2 separate regions of the Homo sapiens genome follow, and region 2 is linked to region 1. Evidence: chromatin loops called from intact Hi-C (ENCODE). Cell type or tissue: Caco-2. All regions are shown on one strand. Links, peaks and the distances in the headings refer to the core of each region. The heading gives the core; the rest is flanking DNA. Region 1 overlaps MACROD2 (mono-ADP ribosylhydrolase 2). Region 2 overlaps MACROD2 (mono-ADP ribosylhydrolase 2).

Evidence for each region. Peaks named below come from ENCODE experiments on the same cell type or tissue, not always from the same donor. Only the 100,000 strongest peaks of a DNase experiment are listed, where the experiment ranks them.
Region 2: it touches region 1 in a loop (8-fold over the local background); 1 of 110 quality-filtered maps calls a loop at or near these places.

The regions. Positions count from the first base shown.
Region 1 is chr20:15,651,468-15,656,850 of GRCh38, forward strand. The region is part of intron 8 of MACROD2 (mono-ADP ribosylhydrolase 2); the gene reads left to right. Among named protein-coding and RNA genes, the nearest start is that of MACROD2-AS1, 720 kb to the left of the region's middle. In Caco-2, for the core only: a CTCF peak has its summit at 2,868 (motif pointing left); a DNase peak (open chromatin) is centred at 2,884.
Region 2 is chr20:15,443,136-15,448,518 of GRCh38, forward strand. The region is part of intron 7 of MACROD2 (mono-ADP ribosylhydrolase 2); the gene reads left to right. Among named protein-coding and RNA genes, the nearest start is that of MACROD2-AS1, 520 kb to the left of the region's middle. In Caco-2, for the core only: no CTCF peak of the experiment used is centred there; a DNase peak (open chromatin) is centred at 2,076.

The DNA of each region.
Region 1 (5,383 bases), core at 273-5,272:
AACACCAGGGTCGTTGGCAAAAGTTTGCTTCATTAAATTCGGCTTTGTGGGTTTTATGCTTTTAATCCAGGCTCTCAGCTCTGTCTGTCAGCCTTACCTGTATCATATTAAACTTAACAGGGTCAATATGATGCAAAGAGGTGGCACCTGGAAAGTGGTGTATCAGTGACTCCGCTTTCAATCCAATCATCCTCCCATTATGTCTTGTCATCTTTCAACTCCAGTGGTCCTGAGGCTTCTTCCAGGCACCTCCACTCGAGATTATTCCTGGATATGTGCTCACCCCCATGTGGCCCATGCTCCATAATGATGGGTCCCATCTCGATCTCTATAAATTTCCTTTTCTGTTGAAGCACTAATGAAAAGATAATTTCATAAATGGTTATGGGAATGGCTTACTTGGTTCTCGGTTGCTTTTTATCTTTTCCTAATTACTTTGCATTTTAGTAAGAGCCTTCCAGAAACAGAGCCTAAATAAACCAGGGTTGTAATGGTGGAGATGGCAGCCCCATGAAGCTAATGAGATAGTTGGAGTCAGACTTATTGCGTGGCCATGGGAGGTCTGGCTCTGCTTACCTACATTTTATACTTGGCCCAGAACCTTGCTCACAGCATTTGATAAGCAACCCATTGTTCTGATTCCTAGACACTGATGTCAGAAACAAGCACTCACCTGCTAGTGTTGATCACATACTCCATGATTATTTATCAAAAAAGGCCTTTTCTTTATGAGACTGTTGTTCAGTAGGCCCTTTATAGTCACAAAGGATAATTCTCATAAGCTTTAATAAATTCCAAATATGAGTTTAGAAATGTTAGTGCTAGTTCTGGCTTTTCTTGGTTTCTATTTCCAATGAGAGTCATGTGCTTTCAATGCATATATTCACATTACAAGTTAATTCTTTTCATCTTTCACACTAAGCTTTTGTATTTTGTTTAGTGTATTTTTTTTATTTCACAGGAGAACAGAAAAGTTTACTTTGCCACAGTCAGTAATATAGAAAAGATCGAAAAGAGAATAAAGAAAGTGTTCTAAGAAGTGGCTGCTGTGTGGATGACTAGGTTCACTAACTAGCTGGGTGACTTATTTCTATGTCAGCCTTGCAGTGGACACTATTAACATTTGGGCATCTGCAAAATTATACCTTACTACATCATGGATTTTCAGATTAATAATCAAGATGTAAACTCATAAGTGCTAAAAGTGTGAATGCCACAAGTCTATTTTATTGACTTTGACTTTTGTGGTTTCCTAGCTCTTTTTTTTTTTACATAGTTGCCTTGAGTAATTCATCTACTCCCTTTCTGCCCTAGTTTTCTCATTCATAAAATAAGTATAACAGTACATACAAATGCTGTCTTCCACAGGGTTGGTTGTTATGGGAATTAAATATGTTAATATGAGTAAAATGCATAGAAAAATGCACAGAAGTCTTACTGTTGTAACACTAAAGCTACAACTAATATTACTGCTATAATTATTGCATTATTGTTAATTGGCCTGATAATTGCATTATCTCATTTTGTATAATGTTGGGCGAGGAATTCATTCAAGTAGGAAAGATCTAAAAGATAATACATTAGAAAAGACAAAAGTAAAACAAGTACAAATTTCTAATTTCTCCTCTAGGCCCTACACACTCTTCAAATCCTAAACTTTTGGACTTCTATCTCTTACACCTAAAGTGAACCTTCTAGAGGTAATTGCCATCTGCATAGTTAGACATGTCCAAAACAGATTAGCACTCTCTTTATTTGTGCACATAAATTGCTATGTCTTTTATTCAATAAATAATTTTTGGTCACTTATTCATGACATCGTGGATGATACAAAGATGAGAAGCACATGATTTCTATTATCAGAGAGAAAGAAGAAAAATATATGGACATGTGACTAAAGTCAAACGTGCCATGTCAACAAGTATGGGCAGAATCAGCTGTCGTGCAGTAGATGAATATTTTGGCTATATGCAAGATCAGTGGAGCATCAATCACTCAGTCTGAATGTGCAGCAATTAGATTCAGTTAGGTTAATCTGTTACTGGATTCCACCATTCCAACATCTGGTTGGCTCAGTCATAAAAGTGTTTATTATCTCCGTAAGTCAGTCTAAACTCATAGTAGGCTGCCACTTGGAGCTTCTGCAGTGATAGGACACCAGCATTCTTTCCCTCAGTGGCCTATGACTGCTGTTGGTCAGGTGTCTACAGTGACTTCAAGATGATTCCACATCCTTGAATCATTTCTCAACACTTACCAGTGCACTGGGTTGTTGGGATATAAACACAGGAACCCACAAACAAGACATCCTCTTTCTGGGACTGACTATAAATCCCTATCCCGTATTCATACTGGAAAACTGGTAAGACCTTGTAACCCTCAGCATTCTTTTGCTATCTGAGAATTAGGGGCTGGAATTTAGGCCAGCTCTTTTCTAGGCTTTCTTGATTTTTCCACTCCAATGGAAGAAAAGCAGAGGAGGAAGCAAGCAGGAAGACATGGAAAAGAGGACAAGATCTATGTCCCTCCGACTAGGGCAGAGTTTGGATAAGCATCCCATTCCAGCCCTATTCTCTGGTTACCTTGCGCTTTTCATGGTTGACAGGATGGGAACCCTCCCAAACAGCAGGCTGCGCCGGCCCTAACTTATGTGACCGGTTGTAAAGGAGAAAAGGCTAAATCAATAGGGTTATAAAAGCACATACCATGCAGAAGTTCAGAGAAAGCAACAAGGAAGAACCTGAAAAGTCAAGAGCATCACCATTATCAGAGAAGTTTCACTTCTAACCCCATTTACTTAGCATACTGAGCTCCACCTTTACCATAGTGACCTCCTGGTAAGTGGGTGCCAGGAGCTCCCCCTAGAGTTTAAAATGTGCCATTGTCAATACCTCTTAACAGCCTGGGGGAAAATGCTTGTCTGGCAGGCATAAGGCCCAGAGGAGATGGGAGTTCAGAAGTCTACGTATTAGGTTGGTGCAAAAGTAATTGCGGCTTTTGCCATTCATTTTGCACCAAGCTAATACACAATTACAAGCCAAAGTAGATATCTCTCCCTCTTCCCTAAGCACCCCTCCACTTGAAGTGATTTTGCCCACACCACATTTGAACAAACTCAAACTGCCCCCTTCAAAATGATGGGATGGGGGAGTGGGGAAATGGTTAAGTCTGTCAGCTAAGCTGTCCCAGAGTTCTCAGAGTCAGAATGGAGACGATTGCTTTGGTATCTGTTTGATGGCACACAAGGAAGAAAAGGCAGCTACACATCTTTCTCTTGCCCTTTGGCAGCAGATCACAAATGTCACAGCTTGGGAGGGTGCCAATTAGTGCCCCTTGTATCCTAAATAACCTGCCACAGAAATAAAATACCAAGCAGTCCTTGCTTTGTCCTTGTGAGTTGGGGCCCATGCTTTCCCCCATATAGAGTATCTAATTTTGAAAATGTCACTGTAGATATCGGCACACAGTGATTCTACAGCTGGAGAGATGAAGGTGGAGGCCGCATATGATTTGAGTCACCATGCTTCTCCACGGACTGCACTAAGTCTCGTCTATAGGACTCAAGTTAGGTAGCAGTTCATAGAAATGGCATGAGGTCAGATAAAGTAAACGATTTCAATCACACTTGAAAAATACAATGTGTGTGTGTGTATGTGTGTGCGTGTGTGTGTTGTGTGTATGTATGTGTGTGTGTGTAAAACACATTCTCAAAAAGGGGGTGATAGTATAATACTTAGATGTGAAAAAGGACAACTCTGATAATTGTAGAAAATTACCTTGGTATGTGCATATATACCTTTTGAAAATAGAGATGTTTAGGCATTTTATATTCATTTTTTAGAGTTCCACTTTTTTTTTTTTTTTTTTAACATTCTCTTCTCTTTCTCTGTTGATTTACCGATAGAATATGTGTGTGTCAGGACACTTGGCAAGATAGAGACAGCTGGAAGTAATAGAGCCAAGCTCTGTTTGAAAAGCTGAATTTTCACAAGTGGTTTGGGGTTTAGGTGTGGGGAGCAGAAATCCTGGGCTTCGGAATAACTTTTGAAAAGTTGCTCCCTTGACGTAAAGATTTGAAAGAAGTAATTCACAGCCTGCCTTGCACTTTTTAAAAGTTGTGTAACATTACGCCACCTACCACAAAAGAAAAAATGTATATAGGAAAAGACACGTCAACATTATTTCGAATGATGTATTTTTAATGTCATAACTTTCTATTATTATTTAATCTGTCAAGGAAAACATATACTGGAAACATTTGAGAATCCTCCCTCCCTGCCACCTTTGCAACACACACATGTCCACACGCACTTTTCTTTGCCAAAAGTAAGAAGCTGGGGTCTGGAAGGCTTGCTCCTGAATATGGTGTATATCTTATGTAAATAAAACAGAGCATGCAGCTCAAAAAGAGGAAAGTAGTTTGTTTTTCCATCTTTGATTTCTGCTGTTGTGGCTCCTCTTTGTTACGAATTAAGTCTTTACCATCATTTAGTGAAATGTTATCCTCGTAATGGTAACCTGGATTGTTACCAAGTTACTTTTACAGACACCATCTCCATTTCTCCAGTGATCTAGTAACTCCGTGGTGGATTTAACTCCCCTATTGTTTTTGGCTTATACACATGAGTCTGTCTAATGCAAGCTGTGTTTTTCTGGGGGCCGAATAAAAAGTCTTCATGAGTGATAGTGCTGGGGTTGCAGTATTGAAACATACTATTGGGATCCGTTTTCTGATTTTGACTCAGTAGCCTGTCAGAGGCAGAATGCTTCTCCTTTTGATAACAGGGCTAACTAGTTTCTGAAGGAATGCATAAAAGAGTCAGGCTGTATGAATTCCAGAGTCTTAAATTCCTTTAGCTATGCCCTGCAATCTTTAAGCAGGAAATATAAACATGTACCAGCTATAAAATGTGTGAGAACAATAATAGGAATGGCTATCTTTCTTGCATCTCTCAAGTGTGACATACAGAGGAGAGCTGTATCTTATTACTAACCTTGTCCATCAAGCTAATATTTGTATATTGCTTTTCTAGGGCCTAATGGCTGAGCCCTATCTCTGAATATTGGATAAAGGAGCAATTAGAATCGTTTGTGCCAAACCCCAGAGTTGGAACTGCAGGCCCTTTTAATATGAGTCCAATAAGGAAAGGTTTAGTGTAAATGAAGGTCAGCTGTCTTGAGGTCCCTGACCAAAGCTCTGTGTGAAAGCTAAACAGAGCCGGAGGGAGTTTTTTTCACCTGGCTATAGGCTAAATGCAACACAGCCCTATAGCATGCAGATGCTCCCAAATAACTAACTTATTTTCACAAGGAATTATAAAGCATAGGAAAATTAATAAATTAAACATAGCTCCAGTCCTGCCCCCAAGAATAGATTGCACTA
Region 2 (5,383 bases), core at 72-5,071, 210 kb before region 1:
GGCATCAATCGCAATTTGTTTCTGCAACACTCTAAGGCTGTGGGGCCACAGTCATCCATAAACATACCAGGAGTCCTGAGCAGATATGGATTTACATCCTGTGTACCTAGGAACTCTGGGGAAATGTGAGTTTAGGGCAGAGTCTGATCATAGTTGAGTGGAAATATTACAGAGAAAGAGAGAGAAAATGATCATATGAATATGAATCTAAATCTCCTGGGTAGTCAAAGGAAATCTCCTTAGAATCTTTAGAGCTGAAGATAATAGTTCATACCTGTTTCCCATTTCAGCCGTGAACAACAGGGAGAGTTTCCTACAAGTGACTGCAAATTGAACTGAAATTAACAAAATCGACATGAAATTGCCTCACTTTGTACTTTATTGACCTGACTTCATTTCTAAATGTTTTAAATGAATCCAGTTTTACCAAAATGTTCCTAGATCTTCTTAAGCAATTGCGTTTTTGGTAAAATGCACTTTCCCTTTACTTGAGATTTCCATTCTGGTAATTGTGACTTAGCTTATGAAACTGGGCTCTAAGTTCTGTCACTGTTATATTCCAGCACCTAGCTCAGAGCAGGATGCAGAGTAAATCTTAATAAATATCTGTTTCATGGCTAAAAAATACATAAGCAGCTCTCCAATGTAAGGAGGCTACTGGCCTGTTCTGTCCACTCTAGAGATCATACTCTGGATTCAATAATTACTGAGTCTATGACACCCTGGTTTCTATTTTTTTACTTACTCTAAGGAATGATTTCATTCAGATTTTAAGACGATAACAGGAGAGTCAGTTAATAAAAATAGAGCCTAATCTTTTAGATGTGGTTAATTTTTAAAGCGGTTTTATTAAACTGTAATTCACAGAGTTGCACAACAACCATCATAATCTATGTTCATCATGCCCAAAAGAAATCCCACATTAGCTGTCACTCCGTCCCCTCTCTCTCAACCTTGGGCAACTGCTAATCTACACTTGATCTCTATAGATTTGCCTGTTTTGGGTATTTCATGTAAATGGAATCATAAACTATGTGATCTTTTGTGACTACTTTCCTTCATGTAGCAAAATATATTCAAAGTTCGTCCATGTCATAGCATCTGTAATTAATCTCTTTTTATTAGTGTTCCTTTGTATCAATGTTCCACATTTTGTCTGTTCATTCAGGATATGTGCACTGTTTCTACTTTTTGGCTGTTGTGAACGATGTTTAGATGCAGCTCATTTAAGCATAATTACATCGCTAAATATACGCACTATAAATGTAAAACAGTGGTGTTCTGTAGTTAATTTTTAGTCTTCCTTGCTGTTTCCATTCTTTGGTCCTCTAGTTTCTCTCAGGCCTCTCCAAAGCTACTTTTGCTTGATGGCTCTGGTGTCCTGCTGGCCTATGCAGTGATGTAGGTTTCTTGAAACATGGTCTGTATCTCTGTGTGTAGTCAGTCTGTACACATCGCCTCAGAGTTCTCTTAGAGTACCAAAGAACATCGTGGAAGGAGAGCATGTATCAAAGTGGCTTTGGGCATGGATTTCAGGCTCCGATAGATCTAGGTTCAAATTCTGAGTCTCTTATTAGCTGTGTGGCCTCATGCAAATTGCTTAATCTTCCTAGGCCTTAATAACCTCAATTCTAAAATGAGGTTAATAATGGTATAATTATTGAGGTTTTTTAGTATGAGGTTAATAATGTAAAATGAGGTTAATAATGAGGTTCATATAGGTAATAATGCCTATATCATGGGGTTGTTGCAAAGATTAATTGGATAATGCATTAAAATGCTTATCATAGTGTCATATATAAACACAAACATTTAACAATTATTTTTAATAGTAACATTATTCTTATAACTACTGCTGTCATTATTGCCCTGCCACTAGATTCTGAGTTCTTTTAGGGCAGGGACTTTGATTATTTTGTTCACTGCTATCGCTTAGATTCTAGAACTCTGTCTATACTATTGAACAAATACTTCACTATTTGAAGAAGGCTTTACTTTTGTTCTGGATGATACCAGTCAGTGGTCCCTTATCATGAGAGCCACCTTGCTTTCTGTTTGCTTGAATTTGCTGCTTTTATGAAATCCAGGTGTCTCATCTCAGCCACCTCTGAGTCCTGTGGTATAGCCTGTGAGTTCAGCTGTCTGGAAATGAAGTCTGTTTGTAACATTATCATACCACACTTTATACATAACCACTGTAGCCAATTGTTTAAAAAATAGTCAACTTGCTTAAGCACTTCCAAGCTCCCTAAAATCTAACTAAGTCCTAAGAATAAAAAGGAAACATTTTGTTTTGACTGTAAATAAATACAAGCTTTCCATAAGAGAGAGAGAGAGAGTAATTATAGTTATTTGTGGTCTGAAATGTGAAGTTATGTGTTGTAAGACAGCAGATTCTTACGGACAAAACCAAATCATGTTTCTGTACATAGATTTTAAATGCTTCCTTCCAACCCAGGGGACCCAGGGGAGTAGATAACAGTTGCCACTTAGCTTACAGAGGGAAAAAGTCCAATGCTTGCGTTTCGTTGGCCCAAAATACCCGGAAAGCTTGCACAGTTTTTCATTTCTAAGATCATAGGCTCTTAGAACTGAAAGGCATTTTGGAAATCATACTTGTCCTAGATCCTTATTTTCCTGGCTGGGAAAAATGAGACCCAGAGTTGCTGAGTGACTTGGCTAGCAACATCCAACTAGTTCATATCAGAACCAAGACCAATGTGTTGTCCAGCCAATAGGGTGAAATAGCAAGGGGAGAGGTCTGGGAATCAGACAATCATGAACCCCAGGATGGTCCACTTGCTGACCTCTTCTTTGAACTGTAGTTCCAAGCTTCCTCATATGTTAGATGGGAACAGCATTAATATACACCTTCTGCTATTAGAAGAAAAGAAAGGATTTGAATTGAGGCTTTTCCAGAACTGAGTAGAGTGCCAAAGATTTGTGTCAATAAATGTCATGATGGCAATACTTTCTCTAGGTCCCCATTCTCTCCTCTGTGTCTTCTTCTACCCAAACTGCTGCTTCTAGCCAAATCCTGTTTATATGGACTACCCCACCTTCAGCCATTGGGTTCATCATCAGTGACTTCTGAAGACTGACTGAATATAGAAAATACCTGCACACCCATCCTTCTATGCATCATATCATTGTTTCTTCCTCTTTATCATGAAAGATCCTTTATAGTTAAAGGTGATGCATCTGTATCCTCAGGGTACCAAGGCATAGGCAGCCTGTGCAAGGGAGGATTTTTGTTCTTGTTGAAATAAAACATTGTATTCTAAAGCAGAGGCGTTTTGCAACCTCATTCTTAAAACAAAATGCTTAACATTACTCACTAGTTAAGTAATTTTATGGCCCTCCCCCAATAAATCTTGTACATGAACCCTCAGGAAGGTGCACATCCCGTGGTTTATGGTGCCTCTGGCACACTGCCAACACCCCAGTTTGAAAAGCCAGGCATTCAACCAAACTTGCGAACGCCAGCCCTTGCATATAATTACAGGAACCTGTGAAAGTGATCACCGGCAGCTCAGGGGCTCCAAGCTTCCGCAAGTTCTGAATCCCTTAGCAAGCCGGAAAGATCTGCTGGCGCTGCCGTAGGGAAAGGTTAGCATCCTAAATTATGGCCTTTCAATTTTTTTTCAACTTTGCAAATATTTTATCTTCTCATCCTTAGTGAAAAAGATAGAAGTGCACAGTTGCTGTTTTCCCATGTTGTTTATAGAAGGAAAGGAGGTCTCAACAGCTTTTTCCATCCTTCATAAAACAATGAAAATGTGCCTCGTGGCCAGGATAAAACAGTGATATGCATCGAGTGATCCAGGAAATGTAAAAATACTTGACTTGAAAGACTTTTTAAAGATACCTCTGCACATGTTAAAGGCAGTGGCAGTACTGGGACCTAAGAGTGTGCGTGTGTGTGTGTGTGTGTGTGTGTGTGTGTGTGTGTCTGTGTGTTGTATAGGAAGTATCCCAGTGCAGTTCTTCTCCCTACAGGCCTCACTCCCAACTACCTGTCCAGCCTAGGAAGAGGTAAAAAATAGGAATTGTGGTGAGCATGGGAAGGTGGTGAAGGAGACAAGCAACAAGAGACAGAAATGCCAAGAAGTTAAAGCAAGCTGGCTGCAAGCTATGGCAGGGCAACAATTCCTGGGAAGGCAGAGCCTGGCTAGCAGAGGAGCTGGGGCCTGCAGATTGGTCGGTGCCTTTGCTTTCCTGCTGTTTCCACTTCGTGTTCTTTGCCTCCTCTTCACACTACCAACTCCTTCCACTTCACACGTTCTATCTCAAGTGAGGCAGTGCCCATCTCAAAGGGGCCACAGTGTTAGAGCTGCTAAAAGCAACTAGGTAAGTGGGAAGATGGGGTTCCCTTATTTTCCTACCAGGCTCTCCAGCCCCAGGGCTGCCATGGCCACTTCTCCAGCTCCCATCTCACTTCCTACCCTAGGCCTGCCATAATCTCCACCCAGCTTTCTTTCCAGGAGTGAAGTCCAGTGTCCAATCGAGTTGCCATGCTGGACAAACTGACCTTGACCTTTTCTATCCCAGTGTATTATCTTGTCTCTAGCAGTAGCCATCCTTAGGAAACCCCAGGAAATGCTATGTTTGCTTAGGACACTGGAAACATGGGGTAAAATCAATGAAGCTGTTTTGTGTTCTGCCGCAGGGTGAAGCAGGAAAGAAATCTAATGGGGGAGTGACTCATGGTAAGAGATAGTGGCCCTGTCTCTCAGGCTATTAGAAGGTACCAAAGAGGTGAATACAGACTGGTTCAGGCCTGTGTAAAGCCCAAGTATTTATCCTTGTGAGAGGCCATGACATTTTTCCTCCAGTTCCCCACCCTAGAACCTACACTCTTCTAATCCCCATCCCATCTCTGCCTCCCCTTTCCTTGGAATACAATGTTACAGGCTATGGAATTCACCATTAGTAATGTCAAGTTGTGGAACTTCCATTCCTTCTGCTTGGAAGGTAGAAGGCAGGAGAGTTCCCTAGGAGTGGAGAGGAGATGCTAGAAGCCCAATCCAAAATTCCAAGAACATTTTTCTTAGGATGAAGACTACCAGCATGGCTTTCAAGCCCTAGAGTGGTCTTACCTTGTGCCTGACTCTCTTTCAGTCTGTCCTAGCAGGCATTTTCTCTGCTGTTTGCATCCTCAGCCTGCAGAACTCTTACTGCCCATCTTCAGCTGGTTAATGGTGGTTAACAAGCAAGGCCCCTGGAGGGATGCTTGCCCTGGCGTCCCTGAGCAGATCAAACCTCCTTATTACCAGCTCTCATGGTGTTACATGGCTGTCCTTCATAGCCCTTAATACAATCAAAGCTTTATATTTATTGGGGTGATTATTTTATCAATGTCAGTGTCTGGTTTTCCTCACCG